2 separate regions of the Mus musculus genome follow, and region 1 is linked to region 2. A link is a loop called in an ENCODE intact Hi-C map of the cell type or tissue named here. Cell type or tissue: heart. All regions are shown on one strand.

Evidence for each region. Hi-C counts contacts between places; a loop is a spot of excess contacts. Peaks named below come from ENCODE experiments on the same cell type or tissue, not always from the same donor. Only the 100,000 strongest peaks of a DNase experiment are listed, where the experiment ranks them.
Region 1: it touches region 2 in a loop (2.4-fold over the local background); 21 of 42 quality-filtered maps call a loop at or near these places.

The regions. Positions count from the first base shown.
Region 1 is chr2:157,042,610-157,045,109 of GRCm38, forward strand. All of the region lies in intron 3 of Soga1 (suppressor of glucose, autophagy associated 1), which reads right to left. Among named protein-coding and RNA genes, the nearest start is that of Soga1, 35 kb to the right of the region's middle. In heart, a CTCF peak has its summit at 1,524 (motif pointing right); no DNase peak of the experiment used is centred here.
Region 2 is chr2:157,093,944-157,096,443 of GRCm38, forward strand. Tldc2 (TBC/LysM associated domain containing 2) reads left to right here. Exons shown (of 6, transcript NM_001177439.2): 5 at 1,353-1,426; 6 at 2,403-2,500. Among named protein-coding and RNA genes, the nearest start is that of Tldc2, 8.2 kb to the left of the region's middle. In heart, a CTCF peak has its summit at 1,292 (motif pointing left); a DNase peak (open chromatin) is centred at 1,288; H3K27ac peaks cover 1,157 bases.

The sequences.
Region 1 (2,500 bases), 51 kb before region 2:
ACATCCTGCTCACTCCAGATGTCACATGTATGTATGTTTTCATGGCTGACGCTTGTCTTTCATCCGCTCATCAGAGGTTTCCCGGGCAAATCTCAGAGGGTAGAGCACATAGCAGTGAGCTAGACAGATGAGATGCTAAGGATGCTGTGGGCAGAAAGCCCTCCAGGCTGAGGACCATTCTTAGTGGTGCTTGCTGGCCAAGGGGGTCGCTTTATATGCTCTTCTTGTGTGGAATACACATCTAAAGACTATCCCAGGTCCCCACTAGCTCCAGCTGAGGCCATCTATGTGATGTGACTCACTCCCTCACAGCCAAAGGGGCTTGTCTCTAAAACTGCATGCAAGTCTCCGCCTCACGGGAAGTGACATTTCGTAGGACCCTGAACACAGGATGAAGACTAACTAACAAACAAAATACGGGTAGAAAACTATAAACAGCACAGGAGACTCGATCATTTCTGAAAATGACTGAGAGAGACTAGCAACAAACGAGGATTGAAAAACCCAGAAGCGTTGGAGGGAGGGGAATCAATGCATTGATTACACGGGTAAACACTGCATGGAACACAAAACAGGACAGCAATCCATGCTGTGCAGCTCAGGGGCAGAGCACAAAGCCCCAGTTCCCATCCCAGAGACAGACAGACACAGACACACACACACACATACACGCGCGCGTGCATTAAAAAATAGGCAATGAGCTGGGGGAAATATCTGCAATAGGAAAGCGGGTTAGGAATACAAGAAAGAGCATAGAAGTCAGGCCCAGTGAGGCAGGAGAATCGTAACCCAAGGCCCACCTGACAGATTTTGACCTTGTCTCATAATAAAAAGACAAATGAAAGACTAAGGGACGCAGTTCACTTTTAGAGCTTGCCCAGTGTGCATGGGACTCTAGGTTCAGAGAAGGAAAAAACCAAAACCAAACAAAATGGTTTATGGGAGGAAAACAAACAGATCTTAACCCTGAGAAGACACTCAGCCCTTCTCAGGAGGGAGACACCCAGAGCAATGCTACTGGGCTGAGCCTCTCACTGATCAGACTAGCGAAACCCTGAGCCACCTCACAGTATATCCTACTGGTGAGGCTCTTGCTAAACAAGAAGGTTTAGTTGTTGCTGGCATGAGTGCAAAACAGCGTAAGCCGCACAGATGGGAATTTGAGGAAATGCCACAATAATTAGTGCTGCAGTTACTTGTTTAAAAAAAAAAATCATTCACTTCGACACAAGATTCCACTGAACGCTTCCTACCGAGAGAGGATAATTCACGCTGGCAGCGTTGGAAACCACAGGTTGCTCTCAACTTTCTGAGTTGAGCTGCCCACTTGGATTTCTGAAAATGCTCCCAGTTGACTTTAAATACATGCTCACCACCAACCCTCACCTCTCACTCCCCACCCTTGTAGGCAAACCACTGACATAACACAAACTTTGCTTAAAATTTATTTGTATTTTATGTGTATGGGTGTTTTGCCCACATATATCTTTGTATATCACATAGTGTGCAGTGTGTGCAGTGCCTATGGAAGCCAGAAGAGGGCACTAGATCTCCTGGACCTGGAGTTAAGAGTTGGCTCTGAGCTGCCATGTGGTACTGGGAATTGAACTTGGATCCTCTGGAAGAGCAGCCAGGGCTCTTAATTGCTGAGTCATCTCTCCATCTCTGTGAGCCCTGTTTTGCTCAAACAGAGGAGGGAAGGAACTTGACCAGAATTCTATAGCAAATACAAAGCCAACCTGAGACCAATTTTTTTTTTTTTTCACTTTGTAGACCAGGCTGGCCTTGAACTCAGAAATTCACCTGCCTCTGCCTCCCGAGTGCTGGGATTAAAGAAAGGCGTGCGCCGCCACCACCCGGCTCCTGAGACCAATTCTTGACCTAGCTCTTGACTGAGTTCCAAAGGCTTGGTAGGAGAAAACGCATCTATGATTAGGGCCAGCATGGACCCTAGTGGTGTAGTGGTTTTCAACCTGCACGCAGAGAAGAATTTCCTGGGGGATTTAAGAAAATACCAATGACCAGGTACCACGTCAAAGATTCTGGAATAACTGGCCTGGGTTATGTCTCAGCCACTGAAATTTAAAGTAGCTTCCCAGGAAAGCAGGTCAGCTTTATCATGTGTGTAAGTGTGTCCGCATGGGTGCACATGTGTGTGTACATGTGTGTGAGCATTTATGTGTCATGCACAAATCCATGTGTGCATGTGTGCATATGTTTTCATGTATGTGGAGACTAGAGGACAACCTTAGGTCTGTGTTCAGAACACCTCCATCATTTCATCCTGTTTTTCTGAGTCATGGTTGTTCATTTGCCTGGATTATGCTAGGCTAACTGCTAAGGATCCAGGGAGTTCCTTACTGAGTCTGGGGGTTGTTGTTGTTGTTGATTTGTTTCTGTTTTGTTGGTGGTGGTTGCTTTTCATTTTTGGTTGGTTGGTTGATTTCTCATGACACAGGGTTTCTCTGTATAGCCCTGGCCATCCTGGAACTCACTCTAT
Region 2 (2,500 bases):
TGCTAAAAAAAAATATTATTACATGAAATCCATTACTTCCAGGGGGTCACGGTCATCCCATACTTTGAAAAACTTGATTCTTGCCTGTGTCTTGGCCCGAGCTCTTTATGAGTTCCCAGTAATTGCACAAGTAACTGCTACTCCAAGTAACACGTGGAACTTTGTCTTAGTTTCTTCCGTAGCAATGTTTATCTTGCTCTTTCCAATCAGAAGGACACGTCCTTGAAGACAGCAGAGGAAGTGCAGAATTGATACAGAAGTCCCGTCTTCTTGTGCTGACTCCTTAGCTTTATCGCACCCCTTCGCACCCCTTCACAGTCTGGCCTTTACCTTTCTATTCTTCCGGGGTTGGGGAAGAGGAGTTGTTCCTTGTGATTGGGACATCGAATTACAGGAAGCAACATACTGGACTTTGGGGCCCTTTAAAAGCAACTTTATTGCCTATTTTGGTTCTTTAGTCTTCGTCCTTTTAATTCATGAGTGTGGCAAGGCACCCAGGGCGTTCTAGAACTACATTGTAGCGGGGCAGACAAGGCGAGCGAGCACTGCTCAAATGGAGCTGTCTCAGAGCTAGTAGATGCCTAGGGAAATCAATCAGGGGCTCTCTGCAATGGCACTCAGGCTGTAGGGTAAGAAATGACCCTTGGGGAGAAAAGCCTGGGTTGGGGAGGTCTGTGGACAGACGGGTCTGAACGTAGGGAGGCCCTAAGGCATGAGCACCTTCAGGTGTTGGTGAAAAGGAAGGCCAGTGTGGCTCAGGTGCAGTACCTAAGGGGAGGAGAGGGCACGGAGGAAAGCAAGGATGGGGGCAGGTGCACGCTGGCTGGAGGACTGAATTCTGTCTCCTTCACAGTGGAGGGGTGCCAGAAGGCTTTAGGTAGAAGACATATAGTGTGATTTAAAGTTGGTGGGCCACGCAGGTCACTATGGAGAGGGTTGTGGGAAGTATATGGCATGAGATCAGGAGGAGGCTGTGACCTAGATAGTGGGACGGAAATTCACAGGGGTTCACGGGGAGTCTTAGGTCAGATAGGGTGGTCTAAAGGCAGTTCCATTCCAGCTCTAGGCCTAGCTGCCTCCCTCTTTCTAGCTTTGAAAGCAGGAAGCTTTGGAGGTTTGATTGTTAGCATTTATTTGGCACTGCCAGGATGCAGGGGATCTGTGGCAGAGGGCATAAGGGGTGAAGACCAAGGAAATGGAAATATTAAGGCCTGGCAGCCCAGTCTTTCCTGGAACTCATTGGGTCCAGAAGCCTCCAGTCCCTACACAACACTGCCACCATGTGGCTTGGAGTCAGCCTGCAACGACAGCACTCAGAGGTGACCCCGCTTTTCCTTTTCCTCTTCACTCAGGTCTTTAAGTGGACAGGGCACAACTCTTTTTTTGTGAAAGGAGACCTGGACTCACTGATGATGGGCAGTGGAAGGTGCGTGTCTCTGTCCCCCACATCCTGGGGTGGCCCATGGCCCTTTCCCAAGGGTAGAATGGGCAAGGTGTGTTCCTCTCAGGCAGACTGCAATGCCCTTTGGCATCAGCACCACGTCTCATGCCTGGATGGCCACACTCAACCAGCCCATCCCCATCACACGCTTAGTGACATCTTAGTGTGACGTGACTGGGAACGAGGAGTCACAAGATGGGGAAGTCCCAGAGTTCCGAGTCCCATGGGACAAGGCTTGATAGAAGATGTGCATCTGGCTAAGAACACAGTCTGTGAGTTTGGGGGCAGGCGTGGGAGTTAGGAAAAAACAAAGGTTGTTCTCACCCTGGGGTGAGCCCTATGTGGAAGCACATTAAGTTATACCCTGAAGGTAAAAATAAAAGCATTCCTCTATCAGCTCAGCTCCACTGAGGGGCAGCAGGACACAGGGCACATCGGCCATCGCTGATTACCCATCCACTTCCTGCTTCCAGCCCAGGTTCTCTTTCAAATGTGATGAGAATGTTCTAAAACAGGGTTGAGGTGATAGCTGGACCACTGTGTAAGTTATTAAAACCAATGGCTTGTTTAAAAAAATGCCCTGTACGCTAGAGAGCACATGAGGAGGCCCCAAATCCTGATGAGCTGGAAGGGATGAGAACAGCCATGATGGAGGGACAGTGGTCGTGTGGTGATGGCAGCCAGTCACAGAGGCCTAGCACATGGCACAACCGTGCCGAGATTCCCCGTGTGTGCGTGCATGCACACGCATATGGAGAACTGAGGCTGACACTAGATGTCCTCCACAGTCCATCTCCACCATATCATTGAAGCGGCCTAGGCCCCGTGTGCTGCCCTCCCTGTGCTAGGGTTTTTATGTTATCTGGCTTTTTATGTTGGTGCTGGGGGCAGGTCCTCGTGCCCGAGTAACAGACATTGTACCTACAGAGCTGTCTCCAGAGCTCGTTCCCTCTCTCTTCAGTGGCCAGTTTGGGCTGTGGCTGGACGGAGACCTGTACCATGGCGGAAGCTACCCCTGTGCGACCTTCAACAATGAAGTGCTGGCCCGCAGGGAGCAGT